2 separate regions of the Homo sapiens genome follow, and region 1 is linked to region 2. Evidence: chromatin contacts called from ENCODE Hi-C or POLR2A ChIA-PET data. All regions are on one chromosome and are shown on one strand. Each heading gives the region's core, a stretch centred on a gene start or an enhancer-like site at or near the end of the contact. The rest is flanking DNA. Distances are from core to core; before and after follow the strand shown. Region 1 overlaps LOC107984545 (a long non-coding RNA gene). Region 2 overlaps FGD6 (FYVE, RhoGEF and PH domain containing 6).

What was found. A loop is a pair of places that touch in the nucleus more often than their neighbours do. ChIA-PET counts read pairs that join two places held with the same protein, here RNA polymerase II (POLR2A). Pooled maps may share reads with other maps.
Region 1: a loop to region 2 is called in a pooled map, with 2.5 times the contacts of the local background. The contact joins two enhancer-like sites. A Hi-C loop is called at or near these places in 1 of 50 pooled maps. POLR2A ChIA-PET finds 5 or more read pairs at or near these places in 2 of 52 experiments (BJ and CD4-positive, alpha-beta T cell).

Annotation. Positions count from the first base shown.
Region 1 is chr12:95,426,819-95,430,557 of GRCh38, reverse strand. All of the region lies in intron 5 of LOC107984545 (a long non-coding RNA gene), which reads left to right. Among named protein-coding and RNA genes, the nearest start is that of METAP2, 45 kb to the left of the region's middle. Within about 2 kb of position 1,922, at least 5 of the 41 ENCODE cell types and tissues checked have a DNase peak (open chromatin) inside an H3K27ac peak, as active enhancers do.
Region 2 is chr12:95,196,778-95,200,542 of GRCh38, reverse strand. The region is part of intron 2 of FGD6 (FYVE, RhoGEF and PH domain containing 6); the gene reads left to right. Among named protein-coding and RNA genes, the nearest start is that of FGD6, 19 kb to the left of the region's middle. RefSeq lists enhancers at 1,656-1,755, 1,411-1,910, 1,911-2,412. Within about 2 kb of position 1,387, at least 4 of the 41 ENCODE cell types and tissues checked have a DNase peak (open chromatin) inside an H3K27ac peak, as active enhancers do.

The sequences.
Region 1 (3,739 bases), core at 673-3,172, 230 kb before region 2:
GGTTTGGTGAAATGATATTCATGAGGGCAACTTTCAAACCTATAAAGAGATATACAGGCTGGGTGCAGTGGCTCATGCCTGTAATCCCAGCACTTTGGGAGGCCGAGGTGGGTGGATCACATGTGGCATGTGGCCAGGAGTCCGAGACCAGCCTGGCCAACATGGTGAAACCTCGTCTCTACTAAAAATACAAAAATTAGCTTGTAATCCTAGCTACTGGTGTGGCTGAGGCACGAGAATCACTTGAACCCAGGAGGCAGAGGTTGCAATGAGCCATGATCATGCCACTGAACACCAGCCTGCACAACAGACCTAGGCCCCAGTCTCAAAAAAAAAAAAAAAAAGAGCAAGAATTTTTCATCTCTATGAATTTTTCATCTCTATAAATTTTTCATCTCTATAAAAAATTTTAAAACTTAGCCAGGTGTGGTGGCATGCACCTGTAGTCCAACTAGTCTGGAGGCTGAGATGGAAGGATCACTTGAGCCCCGGAGTCTGAGGTTACAGTGAGCTATGATTGCACCACTGCACTCCAGCCTGGGCAGCAGAGCGAGAGCCTGTCTCTAAAAAAAATAATAATAAATAAGTACAAATAAATAAATATTTCTTAAATGGCCTTTCTGTCTTTTAAATGTCAACATGAATATATAACCAATGCCCAATTGTCAAAGATTTGAGATTTACATTTAGAATTCCTTTTTTTAGTTTAGAGATGGGGTCTTGCTATGTTCCCCAGGCTGAATTCAAACTCTGGGGCTCAAGCAGTCCTCCTACCTCAGCCACCTGAATAGCTGGGACTACAGGCACATGCCACTGCACCCAGCTGTCATTTAGACTTCTTATGCTAACTCAAATACTTTTTGTTCTTTAAAAATTTTCTCTTTTATTTCACATTAAACACTTATTGGAAAACCAGTGTTATTTTTCAAAATATGCTAATGGAGCCATCATTTAGAAGAAAAAGACAAGTAGCTCTTTAGTGGTGTGCGCCATTTTATAAAAATTCTATTCAGGTGAAACTCCATCAAATTTCTATATGTTTCACCACATTGGCTTGTGAAAGAAAACACTGAAATAGTGACGACGGGGGCAGCTGCCTTACTTAGAATTCTTTGAACAACTGGTTTGGAGAACATTTCAGAGGAGAGTTCATTTAAAGTTCTCTTGTTCATGCCTCGGGCAGTGCAGTGAAATCTGTTTTGGTTCCTTGTGCAATAGACATTTGTTGAATGAATGAATGATGACAGTCGTCAGATTATGAATTTTAAGCTCCAGATAGAGAAGGACTGGCCGGGCGCGGTGGCACATGCCTGTAATCTCAGCACTTTGGGAGGCCGAGGTAGGCAGATCACTTGAAGTCAGGAGTTTGAGACCAGCCTGGCCAATACGGTGAAACCTCATTTCTACTAAAAATACAAAAATTAGCTGGGCGAGCTGGCACATGCCTGTAGTCCCAGCTACTCGGGTGGCTGAGGCAGGAGAATCGCTTGAGCCTGGGAGGCGGAGATTGCAGTGAGCTAAGATTGCGCCACTGCACTCCAGCCTGGGTGACAGAGCTAGACTCTATCTCAAAAATAAATAAATAAATAAATAAATAAAAGAGAGAAGGACTCTGTTGTCCTCTCTTTGTAATCCATGTAGTGCAGTGCCCCCACCATGCTATCTTGATGACCGCTATAGTTTAGATGTTTGTCCCCTCCAAACTTCATGTTAAAATTTGATCTCCAGTGTCAGAGATGGGACCTAATGGGAGGTGTTTGGGTTATGGGTGCAGATCCTTCATGAATAGACTAATGCCCTCCCTCCGGGATGAGTGTGTTCTCACCCGATTAGTTCCTAGGAGAGCTGGCTGTTAAAAACAGCCTGACACCTCCCCACTCTCTCTCTCGCTTCCTCTCTCATCATGTGATCTCTGCGTACACAGGCTTCCCTTTGCCTTCTGCCAGGAGAGGAAGCAGCCTTAGGTTCTCACCAGATGAAAGTGCCCAATTGTAAACTTTCCAGCCATCAGAATTATGAGCAAATAAACCTTTATTCTCTATAAATTACCCAGCCTCTGGTATTCCTTTATAGCAACACAAAATGAACTAAGATGATTACCTTCCTAGATTTTATTTATTCATTTATTTATTGAGACAGAGTCACTCTGTCACCCAGGCTGGAGTGCAGTGGTGCTATCTCAGCTCACTGCAACCTCTGCCTCCTGGGTTCAAGCAATTCTCTTGCCTCAGCCTACTGAGTAGCTGGGATTACAGGTGCCTGCCACCATGCCTGGCTAATTTTTGTGTTTTTTGTAGAGACAGGGTTTTGCCACGTTGGCCAGGCTGGTCTCGAACTCCTGACCTCAAGCGATCTTCCCGCCTTGACCTCCCAAAGTGCTGGGATTACAGGTGTGAGCTACCGTGCCCGGCACCTTCCTAGATTTTATTGTGTCAACTATCTAGAGGCTTGGAGACACCATTGATGCTGTTCAGTAAAATATATGCTTGGGATATAAATGTTCTGTATCCAACTCATGGCTCTTGTCTTGAAGGAGAATTGTATCAGAGCAAGGCTTGAACTCACTCAATTCAGCTATCTGGTCCTAAATGATTCATTCTTTGTAATACTTTTTTTTTTCTGCCAACACTTGAAAATGTAAGATTATTCTACTACTTGTTGAGCAAATATGTACTAGAGAAACAGCAGTGAACAAGATAAAGTCTCTGCTTCGTGGAGACTTCAGTGGAGTAGAGGGAAACAAATAAAAAAGTAAATATAGGACAACAAATAGTGGTATGTGGAGTGCAATAAAGCAGGATTAAGGAAATGGGACTGATGCTTTTTTATATACAGTGTTCAAATGGCCTTATTCTACAGTAATATTTGAATGAAACTTGGTGGATATGAGGGCCTATGGGATGTGTAGGAAGGACATATCCTTGGTATGTTTGAGGACAGCAAGGGGGCCAGTGTGACTGAAGCATAATGTATTGAGAGAGGATAGTAGGATATATAATAAAAATCAGAGGAAGGGGAAAGGGTCAGATTATGAAAGACCTCGGAGGCCACTGTTATACAAGTTTTTTTTTTTTTTTTTTTTTTGTTGTTGTTGTTTGAGACAGAGTCTCACTCTGTCACCCAGGCTGCAGTGCAGTGACACAATCTCGGCTCACTGCAACTTCCACCTCCCAGGTTCAAGCGATTCTCCTGCCTCAGCCTCCTGAGTAGCTGGGATTACAGGCACATGCCACCATGCCTGGCTCATTTTTGTATTTTTAGTGGAGATGAGGTTTCACCATGATGGCCGGGCTGGTCTTGAACTCCCGACCTCAAGTGATCCACCCACCTTAGCCTCCCAAAATGCTGGGATTACAAGCTTTTACACTGAGTGGGATTAGAGTCTGAGCAAAGAGGGGCATGACTTAATCTGAGTAAAGACCTGGCTCCTGTGTTGAGATTCCATTTTAAAGAGTGGAGAAATGGTCAGAAAAAAGACCAGGTATGAGGTTATCTATAGTAATGATCCTTGAGGGATGATGGTAGGTCAGCCAACAGTGAAAGAAGGTAATGAGATTGCATTTCAGATATAGTTTACTGATTAGACTAGGGGATGGATACAGGGTGTGAGAGAAAGCGAGGAGTCAAAGAAAACTCCAGAGCTTTTGGCCTGAGCAATTGGAAGAATGGAGATTCCATTTATTGAAGTAAATAAGAACTAAAGGAAAACTCATTTGGAGAGGAAAACCAAGAGTTCAGT
Region 2 (3,765 bases), core at 138-2,637:
TGTGTTACCCTTTTATATGCAAAGAAATTGAGTTATGGTGGTTAAGTGATTTCATGAAAAATGAACAGTGATGGAAATGCGATGGATTAGTGGTTCTGAGCCCTCATCTTCAAGGGTCTGTTTACCAGACTCTCCCATTTATCAAAGTATTTTGGTTTCTGATGCAGGAAAGGTGAAATAATAAACACTGAACAAAGAAAACCAGTTTCCCCCTGATGTTTCCATAAAAATTAAAAGGAAAACAAACACATTTAGGCTTTTTATGTTTGAAATGGTGTAACTGCTTGTTCTTTTAGCTCCTGTGGATTCAGTCGAAAACTTCATGTTTTACTTAGATCATTTATTTTTTGAAGTCAGTTTTTTTTGATAACATTTATAACAGTTGACATACTTTGGCATATGTTAGTATCGTATGAAACATTAGAAATTAAAGAGTAGATATGGTTTTTAATAAACTTAGAATAGCCTGTTTTGTTTTGTTTTATATCTGAAAAGCAGTTCTGATTTTGAATTGTTGGGCAACTGTAGTTTTAAGTCGACAAAATGTATAAAGAAGGAATAATTTGTAGCTTATCCCCACCTTCCCTAACTTTCTTTTGGTCTTTTGATGTATCCCACAGTCCCAAGAAGAAAGGGATTTCAGTGTAGAAATGTAGCTTTTTGTAATCCCAGAACTTTGAGAGGCCCAGGCAGGCATATTACTTGAGATCAGGAGTTCGAGACTAGCCTGGCCAATGTGGTGAAACCCCGTCTCTACTAAAAATACAAAAATTAGCTGGGTGTTGTGGCACGTGCCTGTAGTCCCAGCTACTCAGGAGGCTGAGGCAGGAGAATTGCTTGAACATGGGAAACAGAGGCTGCAGTGAGCTAAGATTGAGCCAGCCTGGGCAAAAGAGCAAGACTCCATCTCAAAAAAAAAAAAAAAAAAGGTAGCTTTTCCACTACTTAATTTTTCTTTCCATAGCTCCACTAAAAACATGCAGATAAAGCACAGTCCATCTCTACTGCCCTTCTTACTGGGGAGGAAGGCAGGGATAGATAATGAAATCGTTTACAAGTCCAGGTATGATTTGCTTGATAACAAAAGTTTCTGAAATCTTAGTCTTTTAGAAGTCTGGGGGTAAGAAAAAAATAAATAAGGATTTTTTTTTGTTGTGTAATCAAGTGGTTTGAAAAAAGTGAGAAATTAACATATGTCTGTTAATGATTTTAGGTTAAATATAGTCTTAGGATCATTAAAGTTTAGAACTAAAGGAATCATTATAAATCATGCAGTAAAGTCTCTTCACTCACTGATGCAACCAAAGCCCGTGAAGACTTGTCGACTTTGCCCACACCACAGAAATGGGAAATTCCAAAACCAGAGCTCCAGCCTGGAGCTTCTAATGCTGGGGTGGAAAGCCTTATAGAGAAAGTGAGCAAAATTTAGAAGACGAAAGTGATCTTAGTTGTTGCACAAAGGTTCAGGTTTACTTGCATCATTGCACTTTTTTCTCCTTTTGTAACAGTGTTGTTACCGCTGTGAGGAAGGAGGCCCCACACACAGATGCATATGAACACAGAATTATATGGCTGTTTTTAAAATGGTGATTTCAGCAAGGTGAATATTCAAACCAGGCAGAAACTTTCAGCAAACAAATAATCTGATGCTACTAATACACGTTAACAAAACTTTCTTCCCCCAAACTGACTCCCCATCAATCCAGTTTTTACTCCACCTCACCAAAAGTCTATGAACCAGACAAGAGGAAGGATTAGAAGTGCCATTCACATAAATAGCATGAGTTTTAGGCTTAATAGTAATCGTGGACGGGCACAGTGGCTCACGCCTGTAACCCCAGCACTTTGGGAGGCCAAGGCTGGTGGATCTCGAGGTCAGATCGAGAACATCCTGGCTAACACGGTGAAACCCCATCTCTACTAAAAATACAAAAAATTAGCCGGGCGTGGTGGCGGGCCCCTGTAGTCCTAGCTACTCGGGAGGCTGAGGCAGGAGAAGGGCGTGAACCTGGGAGGCGGAGCTTCCAGTGAGCAGAGATAGCGCCACTGCAATCCAGCCTGGGTGACAGAGCGAGACTCTTGTCTCAAAAAACAGAAAAAAAAATAGTAATCGCTTGGATTTACTCAAGATTTCCGATATGCCAGCATTATGCTAGGAGCTCTTGCGTGTACCATTTCGTCCCTTTTGTCCTTTAAGATAGATATTATTGTTTTCTTTAACAGATGAGGAGACTAAGACTTAATGGGGTTGAATAACTTGCTCAAGGGCACAGAGCTAACTTGTAGATAAACTGAAGTATGGAACCAAGTTTTCTGATCCTGAGACAGACTGACATTTAATCAGAACATGTTGATGTTGTGCTTTGCTGTGAGCCATGGTTTCACTATTATTTTATTTTTTATTATTAATATTGGTAGAGGTCTGTGAATCTTCTACCCAAGGGACCACAAGGGACAAACTATTTCTGTCTTTAATTTGTTCACTATTTAGAGGGAAAACACAGAGACACCTGCAGTGATAGGAATAGAAATTAATGAGCATTTGTAGAGACCCCAGATTTTTCATGCAGGAAGAGTTCATTGATTGGAAAGCTCTTGTGGTTAGGTAATAGGTGTTTCAAAGGTTGGAAACTGAATTCATTATGTCATATTTGCATTTAGTCCGGTAGGTGGTGGCTGCTATTCAAAGCAAGTTAAATATGATTCCTGTCATTTACTAGTTGCATGTGGACATTAATGGCATGGAAAGGATTATGCATGTCTCATATTTCCCCACTGATTTACATGAGAGCTGCTTTTTTTAACCAGTTTATCCCTGTTTCTCATTTTGTTCTCTCTGTCAAGTACATTCTGACGTCTAAAGCACTTTTATTTAATAATGTTATTTATGGGTCCCCAAAGTAAATATTTTGTAAGGCTAAAATACTTTTTGTAATAAGATAATACCCTTATTAACTTAGGGAAAAAATAGATTTAAATGAATGGTAGGGGTATAGTCCCCCAAAAGACGCAGGTGATATGTTCCCTCTAATTAGTTGAAGATTTCTTAGAGAAGGAAGACTTTATGGAGCCTTTTGGGGTTCTTTTTGTTTGTTTGTTTTTATTTTTTAGAGACAGAGTCTTGCTCTGTTGCCCAGGCTGTAGTGCAGTGGCGTGATCTCACTTCAGCCTCCACCTCCCAGGTTCAAGCGATTCTTCTGCCTCAGCCTCCTGAGTAGCTGGGATTACAGGTGCACACCACCACACTGGGCTAATTTTTGTATTTTTAGTAGAGACGGAGTTCACCATGTTGGCCAGGCTGGTCTCAAACTCCTGACCTCAAGTGATCCACCCACTTCGGCCTCCTGAAGTGCTGGGATTACAGGCATGAGCCACCGTGCCTGGCCTGAGCATATTGAATTGTGAGAGAGTAGGACCTGGATACTGGATGAGGGAGCATGTTCAGTCTGGCTATAAGTTGAGAGAAGTTCTTAGGCAAACCACTGCTAGCATTACTGGAACACAGGTTATAGTCACTGACCCTGTCTCCCAAAAGGCTTGCTGAATCTACTTCCAAGGTAAAACGGATTGAGATGCCTCTTTGTGACTTTTTAATTTGTCATCTGGCTGGCTCTGGTGGCTTATGCCTGTAATCCCAGCACTTTGGGAGGCCAAAGCAGGAGGATCACTTGAGGCAGGAGTTTGAGACCAGCCTGGGCAATATAGTGAGACCTTGTCTCTACAAAAAATTTAAAAATTAGCCAGGCATGGTGGCATGTACCTATA